Linked DNA regions of Homo sapiens: region 1 is linked to region 2. The links are chromatin contacts, found by Hi-C or POLR2A ChIA-PET in ENCODE. All regions are on one chromosome and are shown on one strand. Each heading gives the region's core, a stretch centred on a gene start or an enhancer-like site at or near the end of the contact. The rest is flanking DNA. Distances are from core to core; before and after follow the strand shown. Region 1 has its middle 8.9 kb from the start of DIPK1B. Region 2 holds the start of SAPCD2 (suppressor APC domain containing 2).

Region 1 (7,492 bases), core at 251-2,750, 370 kb before region 2:
TACAATTTGGCCGGGCACAGTGGCTCATGCCTGTAATCCTGACACCTTGAGAGGCTGAGGTGGGCAGATCACCTGAGATCAGGAGTTCGAGACCAGCCTGGCCAACATGGTAAAACACTGTCTCTACTAAAAATACAAAAATTAGCTGGGTGTGGTGGCGCATGCCTGTAATCCCAGCTACCTGGGAGGCCGAGGCGGGAGAATCACGTGAACCCAGGAGGCGGAAGTTGCAGTGAGCCAAGATGGTACCATTGCACTCCAGCCTGGGCAACAGAGTGAGACTCCATCTCAAAAAAAAAAAAAAGTGTATAATTTAGCACTTTCAGTTTTTTGCAACGCCTCCAATGTTTTGCAACCATCACCTCCAGAACATTTTCATCCCCCCAAAGGGAAACGCCTTCCCCATAGGCACTCGCTCCCCACTGCTCCCTCCCCCAGCCCATGGCAACCACTCATCTTCGTGTGTCTGTGGATTTGCCCGTTCTGGAAATTTCATAGAAGCGGAATCAGGACCATGTGGACCTTTGTGCCTGGATTCTTTCACTCAGCATGACAGCTTCACGACTCACCCACATAGCCTGGGCCAGAACTTCATTCCTCTGGCCGGGCACAGGGCCTCACGCCTGGAATCCCGGCACTTTGGGAGGCGAGATGGGGGAGGATCACTTGAGGCCAGGAGTTTGAGACCAGCCTGGACAGCATAGTGAGATCCCATCTCTACTAAAAATAAAACGTTAGCTGGGCGTGGTGGTACATGCCTGTAATCCCAGCTACTCGGGAGGCTGTGGCACGAGAATTGCTTGAACCCGGGAGATGGAGGTTGCAGTGAGCCGAGATCGCACCACTGCACTGCAGCCTGGAGGATACAGCAAGACTGTGTCTCCAAAAAAAAAAAAAAAATCAGCCAGGTGTGCTGGCAGGTGCCTGTAATCCCAGCTACTCGGGAGGCTGAGGCACGAGAATCGCTTGAACCTGGGAGGTGGAGGTTGCACTGGGCCAAGGTTGCCCCACTGCACTCCATCCTGGGAGACAGAGCGAGACTCCACCTCAAAAAAAAAAAAAAAAAGCTCATGCTGTCTACAGGGAAAGCCCCTACTGGAGACAGCTGCGCTTGAGTGAGTGGGACTACAGTGCCAACGCTAGGGCTTATTGTGTTGACTGTGGGGTCACCGCGGTTGCCACGTTCCGAGGACACGGTCACTTCCTCGACCGCCTGTCCTGCCTCAGATGAACCTGCATATTTTACAATGAACGTTCAAGACGTCGGTGATAAGGACATGAACAACAGCGACAAGGGCTGTTTTAGAGGAACCCGCCTGAGGTTCCCGGCCCCAGCCTCTCGAAGGACGCAGCTCTGTGCTCAGCCCTGCCTCCCTTGTCTCTCCACCCCCACCTTCCTGTGTGCTTCAGCCCACCTGGGACATCCGAATTTTCTCCAGGAGGAGCGGCAGGTACTAGGGTGATGACAGTTATGAACACGAGTCACAGCCCCGCTCGGTGGGATGGCCTCCTGTGTTCCCTGTGACTCGGACGCTGAACGTTGCTCACACGTTGACAGCATGGAGACGGTTTCACCGTCTGCTACTTTCGAGTTTATTGTGGTGTCTCTCTGCGTCACCCTCATTTTGAGCAGCTGTGGAGGATCCGGGGGCCCCAGCGCCCGCAGGATTCAGGTTTGTCTCCGCCGGCCAGGACATCCTCACAAAGCAGACGTTTCCTCCCCACGGGTCTGGAGGCTGGGGGTGGGGGCGCCCCGTGGTCCGGCTCTGGTGAGGGTCCTCTTCCTGGCAGATCCTGGGAACCCGCCTGAGGTTCCCAGCCCTGGCCTCTCTAAGGATCCAGCCCTTTTCCCCGTTCTCAGCCCTGCCTCCCTTCTCTAGTGCCTTCTTGCTGCGTCCTGACGCGAGGGTGGGATAAGGAATAAGGGGAGGGCACCTGTGCCCTTTCTACTAAGGCCCACCCTCATGACCTCATCCACCCCCAGGCACCTCCCATAGGCTACATCGTCAATACCCTCTCCTTGCAGGTTAGGGCTTCCAGGAAGGAATTTAGTGGGGACACGATTCAGTCCCCCCACTTACACCTTTGCAAATAGCAAGAGAGGGCTGGATATGGTGGCTCACGTCTGTAATCCCAGCACTTTCGGAGGCCAAGGCGGGTGGACCACCTGAGGTCAGGGGTTCGAGACCAGCCTGGCCAACATGGTGAAACTCCATCTCTACTAAAAATACAAAAAATTAGCCGGGCATGGTGGTGCGCGCCTGTAGTCCCAGCTACTCAGGAGGCTGAGGCAGGAGAATTGCTTGAACCTGGGAGGTGGAGGTTGCAGTGAGCCGAGATCGTGCCACTGCACTCCAGCCTGGGTGACAAAAGTGAAACTCTGTCTCGGATAAAAAAAAAAAAAATAGCAAGAGAGGTTCAATCACCTATACATGGAAGGAACACAGGGAGATTGACACACACACACACACACGCACGCGGGCACACACCCATGTGCACACACACACACAGAGCTAAATGACAAAAATGAAAATGGTACCACACTGCACGTGCTGCCCTGCACCTTGATTTTGATACTGCAGTGGGTTAAATGGTGCCCCCCAAAAGATAAGTCCCCCTGGAATGTGTAAATGTAACTTTCTGTGGAAATGGGGTCTTTACAGCTGTAATTAGGTTAAAGACCTCGAGTGAGATCAATTTTGCCTTTTTTTTTTTTTTTTTTTTTTTGAGATGGAGTCTCACTCTGTCACCCAGGCTGGAGTAAAATGGCGCGATCTCGGCTCTCTGCAACCTCCGTCTCCCCGGTTCCCGCGATTCTCCTGCCTCGGCCTCCCGAGTAGCTGGGATTATAGGCGCCCACCACCACACCCAGCTAATATTTGTATTTTTAGTAGAGATGGGTTTTCACCATGTTGGCCAGGCTGGTCTCAAACTCTTGACCTCAGGTGATCTGCCCGCCTCGGCCTCCCAAAGTGCTGGGATTACAGGTGTGAGCCACTGCACCTGTATAGTTCAAGATAGTTTTACAAGATGGAAAAGTTCTGGAGCCAGATGGCAGTGAGGGCTGTACAACAATGTGAACATACCTAATGTCACTGACTGTGTGCTTAAAAATGATTTAGAGGGCCGGGCGCGGTGGCTCACGCCTGTAACCCCAGCACTCTGGGAGGCCAAGGCGGGTGGATCACCTGAGGTCAGGAGTTCGAGACCAGCCTGGCCAACAAGGTGAAATCCCATCTCTACTAAAACTACAAAAAATTAGCTGGGCCTGGTGGCAGATGCCTGTAATCCCAGCTACTCGGGAGGCTGAGGCAGGAGAATTGCTTGAACCAGGGAGGCGGAGGTTGCGGTGAGCCGAGATCACACCACAGCACTCCAATCTGGGCGACAAGAGCGAGACTCTGTCTCAAAAGAAAGAAAGAGAGAAAGAAAAGATGTGTCTCTGCGAGCAGAAGGTCTTGCCGCTCTGACAGTCACAGATGTGTAGGTCTCCTGACCGCAGCTGCACTCCCACCGAGGGCAGAAACTAGGAAGTCCTTGGAGCTTTGGTTCCCTTGACAGATGGGGGTGGAGCCCCCAGTGTTATTAAGGAGGCATGGCCCAGCTGCTCCTGCACCTTTCCAGCCAACTCTAGATCTGTCCTGGGGGCACAGTGAAAGGTCTCTGAAGTCTGTGGCATGTCCTGCTGCTCTAAGGGGGGCTCTGGCCCATTTCAGGAGGTTTTGCTGACAGACAAACTCACAGGAAGCCACAGTTGAGACACGGGGTTTGCAGTCCTGGTGAAGGGAAAGTGACTGTCCTAGTCAGCTTTGACAAAACACCACAAGCCAGGTGGCTTACAAACAATGGAAATGCATTTCTCACAGTGATGGAGGCCAGAAAGTCCAATATCGAGGTGCAGGCAGATTCCGTGTCTGGTGAGCGCCCGCCTCCTGATAGACGTCACGTGGTGAATGCAGTCAGGGGTCTCCTGGCAGCCGGGGTGGGGGTCTCTTCTTTTTTTTTTTTGAGATGGAGTTTCGCTCTTGTTGCCCAGGTTGGAGTGTAATGGCGCAATCTTGGCTCACTGCAACCTCCGCCTCCCGGGTTCAAGTGACTCTCCTGCCCCAGCCTCCCGAGTAGCTGGGATTACAGGTGCCCGCCACCACCCCAGGCTGATTTTTGTATTTTTAGTAGAGACGGGGTTTCACCATGTTGGCCAGGCCGATCTCGAACTCCTGACCTCAGGTGATTCACCTGCCTCGGCCTCCCAAAGTGCTGGGATTACAGGCTTGAGGCCCCGTGCCCGGCCAGGGGTCTCCTTTATAAAGGCCCTGATCTCATTCATGAGAACTCCACCCTTATGACCTTGTCACCTCCCAAAGGCACCACCTCCCAAAACCATCTATATTAGTCCATTCTCACATGGGTACAAAGAAATACCTGAGACTGGGTAATTTAGAAAGAAAAGAGGTTGAATTGGCCCACAGTTCCTCAGACTGTACAGAAAGCATAGCGGCTTCTGCTTTTGGGGAGGCCTCAGGAAACATCATCGTGGCAGAAGGTGAAGGGGACACAGGTGTGTCCTACGTGGCTGGAGCAGGAGGAAGAGGCACCACTGAATTTTATTTATTTATATTTATCTATTTATTTATTTTGAGATGAGTTTTGCTCTTGTCACCCAGGCTGGAGTGCAGTGACACGATCTTGACTCACTGCAACCCCTGCTTCCCAGGTTCAAGCGATTCTTCTGCCTCAGCCTCCCGAGTAGCTGGGACTACATGCACCTGCCACCATGCGTGGCTAATTTCTGTATTTTTGGTAGAGAAGGACTTTCACCATGGTGGCCAGGCTGGTCTGGAACTCCTGACCTCAGGTGATCTGCCCGCCTCGGCCTCCCAAAAGGCTGGGATTACAGGCGTGAGCCACCATGCCCTGCCCGGCTAGATTAAAGTTGTTTAAAGCAAAATAAGGAGCAGTCATTGCCTGAGGCCGTCTCTGTACTGGGAGTTCCCACTAACCAACAACAACTTTATTCAGTAGTTTGTTAACAGATAGCCAGGTTTCAACCAATCAATCACGGGCAGCCAACCAATCAGACCACACCCAAATAAGGCAAAGGTCTTGAGTTATTTCTTTTCTTTTTTTTTTCTTTTTCTTTTTTTTTTTTTTTTTTGAGACAGAGTCATGCTCTGTTGCTCAGGCTGGAGTGCAGTGGTGTGATCTCGGCTCACTGCAACCTCCGCCTCCTGGGTTCAAGCGATTCTCCTGCCTCAGCCTCCCGATTAGCTGGGATTACAGGTGCACACCACCATGCCCAGCTAATTTTTGTATTTTTAGTAAAGACGGGGTTTCACCATGTTGGCCAGGCTGGTCTTGAACTCCTGACCTCATGTGATCTGCCTGCCTCGGCCTCCCAAACTGCTGGGATTACAGGTGTGAGCCACGGTGCCTAGCCTGGCCTTGAGTTATTTCCGTACTTCACTTCCACATTCAGCCTGTAAAAGCCTGCTGCTCACACTGCTAAGACAGAGCTCCCAGAGCCTCTTCCACCTTTGAGTGCTGCCTGATTCATGCCTCCTTTAATGCTCAAATCAACTCTGTTACATCTATTTTGTCTAAAGTAGGAAGAATCCTCAAATAAGATTGCCACTGGGACACCAAGCTCGAGTTGGCCAAATGGTGCAAACTCCACAGATCCAGCTGAAAACAACATGGCAATGGCTACTAAGCCATGGGGCTCCCAAAACTGAAGTAGATGGGTCAGCTGTGAGAAGCTCACTGCCTGGTACGGAGCATTGGATGGATTGAAAATCATGGAACAGTCCCTGGCTGAGTCATGAGCCGTTGCCACGCTGCCTGAAAATAAACGCAGAACCTTGTTCATGGACTTCCTCCTTCCACCTCTCACCCCCCTCCACTTACGTTAGGAAGAAAGATGATTAGAGGTTCCCAGGCCGTGGGCACCATCCAAGTGTGCTGGAGAACTTGGAGGAGAAGAAGAACTCAAACTTTATGGCTCTGTCGGATATGAGTAGCCCACATCACTCTCCTGTTTGGACCAGTGGAAGGAAAAGTTCTCTGGATTCCGCTCACCGGATTTGTGCACGGTTTGAAATGGGGAGTGAAGGCTGATGTGATCTTGTGGGTGTGGCATTTTGGGCCAATTCGATGCCCTGTTTTTGATGCTTCTATGTGTGTGTTGCCGCGTAGGAGCTGTGTTTCATCCCCATACTTCCATCCTGTACGTGCCAGAGGGGACTCTCCCTATTGGCAAGCACTGAATGCAGAGAAGGGCCAGTGGGATGTGTGAATCTCTCTGCAACCCGCTTTCAGGGCGGGTACAGAATCCCAGAAGCGGTACAGAATCCCAGAGGGAAAAAGGCGCATCAGAGGTTTGATTGAGGGATTAAGGGCAGTAGGGGGACTAAGAGATGAAATATGGGGCTGGGCGTGGTGGCTCACGCCTGTAATCCCAGCACTTTGAGAGACTGAGGCCGGTAGATCACTTGACACCAGGAGTTAGAGACCAGCCTGGTCAACATGGTGAAACCCCGTCTCTACTAAAAATACAAAAAAATTAGCCAGGTGTGGTGGCGGGCACCTATAGTCCCAGCTATTCGGGAGGCTGAGGCATAAGAATCCCTTGAACCCATCACTTGAACCCGGGAGGTGGAGGTTGCAGTGAGCCGAGATCGTGCCACTGCACTCCAGCCTGGACAACAGGGTGAGAGTCTGCCTCAAAAAAATAAAGGCTGGTCGTGGTGGCTCAAGCTTCTAATCCCAGCACTTTGGGAAGCCGAGGCGGGTGAATCATCTGAGGTCAGGAGTTCAAGACCAGCCTGGCCAACATGGAGAAACCCAGTCTCTACTAAAACTACAAAAATTAGCTGGGCATAGTGGCGGGCCCCTATAGTTCCAGCTACTCGCGAGGCTGAGGCAGGAGAATCATGTGAACCCAGGAGGCAGAGGCTGCAGTGAGCCGAGATCACGCCACTGCACTCCAGCCTGGGTGACAATCACTGGGTGACACTCCGTGTCAAAAAAAAAAAAAAGAGATGAAATATGGCAACACAACATCCCTGAGTGGCCAGTGGAGCAGGTAAGAGCTGCTGGTGGCTGACAGTGGATTACCACCAACAGAAGTCAGCCATTGCTCCCAGAGCCCTAGCTGTCCTACACACTGTGACCATACCGAGCCCATCACGTGGGCTCCGGGTACTTGGTACACTGTCTTGGATCCTGCCAATGCCTTTTTGCCACACCACTGGCAGGGGAGGAGCAAGACCAGCTTGCATTCACATGGCCAGGTCTCCAATACACTTAGGTGTGTTCCCCGTACACGCCCCGCCACTGGCCACCTGTGGGCAGGTTAGGACTTCTGATGTCCACAGGTGCCATGATACAGATGATGTCCTGCAGGTTGGCAGCTCAGAAGCCTTGGGTCTCTAGAACTAGACAACTAGACGGGGGTACTCTCATACCTCCCTGTCCACAGAGGCAGGCAAAACAT
Region 2 (7,434 bases), core at 4,420-6,919:
TTCAGCATGAGGATGGTCTGCTGCTGCCAGACCGGGGGTGAGGTGGACGTCAGGGCAGGGCAGGGGGGCCCGGAGGAGGACGGGGGCAGGGCCTGCGGGAGGGCAGGATTAGGCAGGCCTGGACGAGGGCGGGGAAGCACTAAACTGGCCTGGGCCCCAGCGTGGGTGTGGGGGTTTGGGGTACACTCACCCGGCTGGCACAGGCTGCAGCCAGCAGCTCCCCCAGGCACCGGGCCACCTCTTGTACCTTGGGCAGTAGCCGCCCCAGTGGGCGGGGGCTCCCTGCAGCCCCAAAGTCCTGGGAAGAAAGCAGAGGACAAGCGGTCAGAGAGGAGGTCCAGCCGGGGCCAGCAAGGTGCCTTGATAGGGGTTCCCACAGGTGGCTCTCCTGCCTCCTGATGCTGCAGAGAGCCTAGAGGGTCCCAGGGGCATTGCTGAGGTGGGAGGTCTGCCCAAGACACCTTAGGCCCTAGGAGTGGGGCAGCCACAGGCGGAGAAAGGGATGTCTCAGCATCCTGGGTGGAATCGACAGCCACTGTGTCCGGGAATAGGGGCAGCCACAATGCCCAAGGGTGCCTGGGGTGAGCTGGGGTCCCCATGTGTGGGGATCTGGGGACAGGGCTGTGGCACTCACGGCGCTGGCTCTGCTCTGGCCCAGGCGGCGCTGGCGCTCCTGCACTCGTTGCAGCTGCTGCTGGTACCAGTCGCGGCCCCGCGCCATCATCTCCAAACCCTGCAGCAGCACCTCCTTCTCCTGCTCCAGCTCCTTCATCTGCTTCAGCTGCAATACGTGCATTTACATGGAATGCCTGGCCCCAGTGAGCACGCACACGTCCACACATGCATGAGCTCACCTGTGGGTGGGCACCAGAGCCACAGACACAAATGCAGCAGCACGTGTACACGTTTGCAAACACCCACGGACGCACGCTTCTGCTGACACCTGCATGTGTGAGCCCCATAGGCCCATTTGGAGCAGGAGCCCCGTTCCTCCTGCTGAGGGGTCTTGGCCTTTCTTAGCCCCTCCACTCAGGCTTCCCTGGGGGAGGGGTGACGGACCCTTCAGCTGAGCCCACCCTCCCGAAGTCTGCCTGTGGTGAGCACACAGCTGGGAAGCCAGACTGGCTTGCAGCAGCAACCTCGTGAGGCGGGCTGGGCAGCCACCATAGCTGCCCTAAACGACCTCTTGACCTCCCTCTGCCTGACCCTGGGCCATCCCTCCAGGGGAGTCAAGCCCAGGTAGGGAGAGAGATGTCCAGAGCTGACTGTACTTCCGCCATGGACTCCCCCAGGCTCAAGGCCCCCCTGCTCCCATCCCGGCCTCCAGCCTCCAGGCAAGATGGAGAGCCCCACAGAGCCCCAGTCCCTGCTCACCAGGCCGCAGTCCACGCCGCTGGCGATGGTGTGCCTCCGACGTTCCCCTCGGGCACGGGGAGCCCGCCGGGCATCCCCTGAGTCCGCCTCCAGGGCCCTGCACGCCACTGCACCTGTTATGGAGAGGCATGGGCCTGGCTCACCTCCAGACCTGCCTGGCCAGGCTCTGCTGAGGTGCAGCGGCCTCCACATCTCAGCCCACCCTCGAGGTCTCGGGCACCAGCCTGGCATGGCCCACGTGTAGCCTCTGTGCCAGGCTGGAGTTTGGTCCCTCTCCCCTTTCCAGCTCCTCACACTGGCTTGGGGAGGGCTGTGCCGCCAAGCCCGCATGTTTGCTCAAACACACACCCTGCCCCCTCATCGGTCCGTGAGCTCTCTGGGGCCAGAGGCCTTATCCAGCTCTCTTCTGCACACCCAGTGCCCAGAACATGGCAGGCACACCCTGGGTCTCCAAGGCAGCTGGGTAAGGGAGGAGTGGGCGGGGGGGTTCTGGTCCTGACTACGCCTCTCCCATCTGCACGGGGTCCTGCAAGGCAGCAGGAGATGTGGGTGTGAATGACGGAAACCTAACTTTTCCCAGGATGGTGACTCTGATAGAAAGTTAGTCCCGCATGGCCGGGCACAGTGGCTCACGCCTGTAATCCCAGCACTTTTGGGGACCAAGGCGGGTGGATCGCTTGAGCTCAGGAGTTTGAGACCAGCCTGGGCAACATGGCAAAACCCCATTTCTTCCTTTTTTTCTTGAGACGTTGTTTTGTTCCTGTTGCCCAGGCTGGAGTGCAATGGTATGATCTTGGCTCACTGCAACCTCCGCCTCCCAGGTTCAAGTGATTCTCCGGTCTCAGCCTCCCGAGTAGCTGGGATTACAGACACCCACTACCATGCCCAGCTACTTTTTGTATTTTTTAGTAGAGATGAGGTTTCACCATGTTGACCAGGCTGGTCCTGAACTCCTGACCTCAGGTGATCCACCCACCTCAGCCTCCCAAAGTGCTGGAATTACAGGCGTGAGCCACTGTGCCCGGCCGGCAATACCCCATTTCTATTAGAAACACAAAAATTAGCCTGGTGCAGTGGCATGCACCTGTGGTCCCGGCTACTCAGGAGCCTGAGGCAGGAGGATTGCTTGAGCCTGGGAGGCAGAGGTTCCACTGAGCCCAGATTGCGCCACTGCACTCCAGGCTGGGCAACACAGCAAAACTTTGTCTCAAAAAAAAAAAAGATCCCTTGCCGGGCACGGTGGCTCACACCTGTAATCCCAGCACTTTGGGAAGCTGGGGCGGGGGGGGATCAGTTGAGGTCAGGAGTTCAAGACCAGCCTAGCCAACATGGTGAAACCCTGTCTCTACTAAAAATACAAAAATTAGCAGGGCGTGGTGGCATGCACCTGTAATCCCAGCTACTCGGGAGGCTGAAGCAGGAGGATCGCTTGAACCCAGGAGGCGGAGGTTGCAGTGAGCTGAGATTCGCGCCACTGCACTCCAGCCTGGGCGACAGAGCAAGACTCCATCTCAAAAAAAAAAAAAAAAAAAAAAAAAAAAGTCCCGCGTGTGTGATACGCCAGGCGGTGCACCCAACTGACAAGTCAGGCACGTCCTGGTGCTCACAGACCCCTGCTCTGAAGTTTGTTTGAGGGCTCCCCCTGGGGGCAGCCAAGAGTATCGCGTTGGTGCCACTCCGGCCCAGCTTCCTGGTGAGGGAGTAGGTGCACCTCCCCAGGCTACAGAAGTGGGTACAGGTGTGGAGGAAGGCATCCTCCTTCGGCCTCCAGCTGTAGCCCCAGCACCAGGCACATCCTTAGAGGCCATGCCCCTGGCACCTGGCCACAGGAGTCAGGGAGTGATGCAAGAATTGGGCCCAGGTAGGCACGGCAGAGAGCCTGGCTCCAGGCAGGCCCGAATTCGCACTCCAGCCTGCGGTGCTGAGCGGCTGGCAGCTCTGGGGCAAGACAGTGGAAGAGCACACAGCCCTTCAGGAGGTGGGAGCAGAGAGGGTACAGACAGAGGGAGGCCATAGAGGAAGTCCCAGGACACCTGGGCCCGGTCTGTACAGTTGAGTCCATAGAGCAGCTCCTGGGTCCCCAGATAGCAGCGTGCTGGGTGATGAGCTAGATGGCCTCTAGGTGGGGGTGGTGGCTCTGCCCCTCCAGGGCCCTGAGCCAGCAGGCCACACCTCCAGGGCCACAGCCAGCCTGGAGCAAACACGCAGTCCCAGGTGGGAACAAGGAAAGAGGCCCTGAACATCTGGGCTGGGGGCTTGGAAGGCTGTGTGTGTTGGCAGGCTTTCTGGGAGTTGGGGTGACCTCAGAGCTCCAGATTTGACACCCCAAAAGCCAGCTGTGTCAATCAAATATGTCACGCCATTTGTCTGGCCCTCCGTTTGCCTGTGAGAGGGTGACAGCTACAGCCCTAGCCATGTGGCCTTCAGGGAGATGTGGTACGTGAGCCAGTGCCGCATGGGGCATCAGAGCAGAGCAGGGGTGGACCACAGGCTTAGGCCTCCAAACCCCAGGCCCGGCCACAGCGTGCAATCCCATGGCTGATTTCAAACTGCATGGCCACATGGATGACGCTGACCCTGCATTTGGAGCCAGATACCCTCTGAAGGTTCCCTCACCATAGAACTAGGGGTCCCCCAGCCTGGTGTGGCTGCTGGATCAGATCACCAGGGAGGCCAGGGCCGCCGTGGCTCCAAACACCAGCTGTAGGGCTGGAGAATATGGCTGAGGTGGGGGAGCAGTACAGGGAGGGTGGCAGAGCAGCAGGCAGCACAGGGACCGGCAGGAGCCACCGGTGGGCAGGCCTCCCCTGGCAGAACGGGTGCACAGGCCGAATGGGCTGTGGGGCCTGGGGCCCCTCTGGGAGCTTGGCCCCCCAACCCCAGCCATAATACAGGTCCTGTTCCCAAGGCAGGCACTGGGTTGGGGGAGACAGGGGACCATTCAGCAATCTCCCATCACTGCCAACTGGACCGGAAGGCAGGAGAGGAGTGTGCCAGCCATCCCCAGGGACTACGGCCTATGTCCCTCCATGGCATCTGCCATAGTACAGCCCCACTGGGGTGCAGGAGATCCACCCACGCCCCTGCCCATCTTGGCAACAGGGCCAGGTCCTCTTGGGCCACCAGCAGCAGCCCCCGCCTGCCTAGGCCTCAGTGGGGTCAGTGGGCCCAGCCCCCCTGGCTAAGCTGTCACACTGAGAAGGGGGACCCTTTCTTTGAGAAGGAAGCACTTCTGCCTGAGCAGCCACAGACAGGAGGCTGAGGGCCCAGGTGTCCCCAGGTGCGGAAAGGGTATTGGAGATGGAGAGCCCAAGCTCAGGCTTGGTACAGGTTGGGCTCCCGGTGGGTTTTCTGAGTCACCTGCCACCCCCCGGCCCTGGTGGCCTTATGCTGTGGCAGGAGAGGGTCTGGCTTGCCTCCCTAAGCAAGCCCCTGGGCTCACCGCGACAAGCATGAAGCCCTTTCCCTCCAGACCCGCCGAGGCGCCCTCCAGGATCCGGAGTCCACGAAGAGCCGCTCCCCGGTCCCGTCCCTTGTGGGAAATGCACGGGCAGCAGCTGTGGGACTGCGGTTTCTGGCCCGGGCCCGGGAGAGCTACGAGGGTGCCCGGGGGCCGTCCGGAACTCACCTGCGTCCGCGCTGGAGCTCGGTTCCAGCGCCGCGCTCTGGGACCGCTCGGGCTCCGCGGGGCAGGGCGCCGCCTCAGCCGGGGCGCACAGCTGCTCCGGGCTGCGGGCGGCGGCGCTGGGACCGGCCAGAGGGGCGCGCACGCCCAGGGGCAGGGGCTTCCTCTCCAGGACCGTCCGCGGCTCGTCGGCCGGAGCGAACACCAGGCGCTGCGGCGGCGGCGGCGGCTGATCCCCGGGCCGGGCCGGGGCGCGCGTGGGGTCCCGGGGGCCGCCGTCGGCGCTCAGCAGGGAGGTGCGCAGGCCGGCCACGAAGCGCTCGAAGGTCAGGTAGCCGCTGGCCGGGGCCACCTGGCGCAAGCCCTCCAGCACCCCGCGGGGCAGCTCCCGCGCGTCGGTGCCCTGCCAGCGGGACTCGATCTCGCGCAGGTGCACGCAGCCGCGCCGCCGGTCGTCCAGGATGTCGAACAGGGTGCGCAGGCTCTGCAGGAAGGCGCGCGGCAGCCCCTCCGTGCTGGGCGCGGGTGCGGGGGGAGGCACGCGGCCCCGCTCGGCCATGGCGGCCCCGGCCATGGGCGCCCGGGATCGGTCCCCTCGTCCACCCGCGTGCGTCCCAGCGCGGCCCCACGGAGGGGCCGGCCCGGCGAGCTCAGCCCACGGCGACAATAGCGACTACTTTTGAATGGGGCCCTCCTCGCGGCGTCAGCCCTCATTAACATGCGCCGCGGCCATTGGCCGAGCCCGTCCCATCTGCTCTCTGATAGGCTGAGAGGAGGTTTGATTTTTTTTTTTTTTTTCTTGCCGAGTGGCCCTGGGAGGCGCGCGGAGGCCCTGGGCAGGCGGAACCGGATCCCCCAGCTCCTGCTCCACTCTGGCCTCGCAGACCTTCCTTTCTGCCCCGCCCCAGCCCCACCAAACCTCCTGCCGCGGCCAGGCGCTTTCTCGGATCCAGCTGTGGCTGGCTGCCCCGGCCACCTCTCCAAGGGGCGGGGCCTGGCACCCTACAAAAAAACCTGTCTCCAGGTAGCCTCGTGGGGTAAGAATGGGGGGGGGCACCCCCTCCAAAGATCCCACTTTTCCCCTCTAGTTCCCTGGCCGCAAGCACAGGTGACCCTGCGGCCCCCTTCTCTTCCACCAGGAGGGCCCCAAGAGGATCGTAGGCTCCAGCCAGCTGGGCGCTTCCCACTCACAGAGGCCTTTCTGTCCCCACTGCTGCTGGCTCCTCCTCTGGTCCCTCGGGACAGTCTGGCCTGGCCTGCCTGCTGCAGAACAAAGCCACTTTCTCCTGTGTCCCCAGATCCCCATCTAGTGACCAGCTCCCTCTGCCTCTTGCTCTCCTCTCCTCCTTCCCCTGGCTGGACACCTCCTCCAGCTGCTCTCCTGGCTCCCGCAGCCCTGTCCCCCTGCCTCTGCTGTGTTTCCAGCTGGGATCTGGTCACTCTGTCTTCATTTGGTCTGTCCACATGGGAGGTGAGACCAGGCCTTAGCCTGGGTTCTAGCCCTGGGAGCCCATCTCAGGGCTGGCCAGTAGTACCCTCTAGGTTCCAGGGAGGTGTTCAGGGTGCAAACACCCTCCCCAGACAGGCCCCCAATCCGAGACTTGCCTTGGCCCTCTGCGGGTCTCCCACCCTCCCTCCTGGGCAGGCCTCAGCTGGCATACCTACCTGGGTCTCTGTCCTCAGGCCTGAGCCACTGGTGCCTGTGTCTCAAGCTGTAGAGGCATCTTCCCAGGCCAGGGAGTATCCTGGGTCCACTTCTCTTCTGGGTCACTCACTCTAAGTGGGACTCCTTCATCGTAGGGAATGCTGGAAGGACATAAGAAGCTCTGAGCCTGGAGCAGCCCATCAGAGCTTGGTCCTGTAAGCCAGCTTCCCCTTTAATGGCTGGTCTGCTCAAAAACCCAGCACGAGGCCGAGGCGGGAGGATCACTTGAGCTGGGGAGTTCAAGACCAGCCTGGGCAACATAAGGCAACCCTATTTCTACAAAAAGTTTAAAAAATTAGCCAGGCGTGGTGGTGCATGCCTGTGGTCCCAGGTATTTGGGAGGCTGAGGTGGGAGGATCCCTTGAACCCAAGAGGTTGAGGCTGCAGTGAGCTGTGATTGAGCCACTGCTCTCCATCCTGGGTGACAGAGCGAGATCTTGTCTCAAAAACAAAACAAAACAAAACAAACCAGCACAACACGCAAGCCCCCGCCCCCCCATCCCCACACCTACCCTGCTTCCAGCACACCCCTCACCGCCAGTGCCAGGCCTGGGGTCCCTGCACTCCCTCACTTCCAGGCCCCTGTGCCTGGTGGCTCTTCTACCAGGAAGGCCCTTCCCCTCTGCTCCAGGCTGACCGCACTACATCCTTCAGAACTCTGCTCTGGCCCCAGTCCCCTTCCCCCTGAAGCCTAGTTAGATAAAACACAGGGGACAGCTTTCTCCTGGCC

What was found. A loop is a pair of places that touch in the nucleus more often than their neighbours do. ChIA-PET counts read pairs that join two places held with the same protein, here RNA polymerase II (POLR2A). Pooled maps may share reads with other maps.
Region 1: a loop to region 2 is called in a pooled map, with 3 times the contacts of the local background. The contact joins the enhancer-like site here to the promoter of SAPCD2 in region 2. A Hi-C loop is called at or near these places in 3 of 50 pooled maps. POLR2A ChIA-PET finds 5 or more read pairs at or near these places in 3 of 52 experiments (HEK293, Panc1 and activated CD8-positive, alpha-beta memory T cell).

The regions. Positions count from the first base shown.
Region 1 is chr9:136,699,916-136,707,407 of GRCh38, forward strand. No RefSeq gene overlaps it. Among named protein-coding and RNA genes, the nearest start is that of DIPK1B, 8.9 kb to the right of the region's middle. RefSeq lists enhancers at 1,255-1,414, 1,455-1,504. Within about 2 kb of position 1,501, at least 3 of the 41 ENCODE cell types and tissues checked have a DNase peak (open chromatin) inside an H3K27ac peak, as active enhancers do.
Region 2 is chr9:137,064,888-137,072,321 of GRCh38, forward strand. It overlaps SAPCD2 (suppressor APC domain containing 2), which reads right to left and starts at 5,670. Exons shown (of 6, transcript NM_178448.4): 1 at 5,003-5,670; 2 at 1,375-1,487; 3 at 635-781; 4 at 191-298; 5 at 1-92. The coding sequence starts at 5,573. RefSeq lists enhancers at 2,889-3,869, 3,222-3,271, 5,832-6,811 and silencers at 3,572-3,621, 4,998-5,047, 5,098-5,147, 5,318-5,727.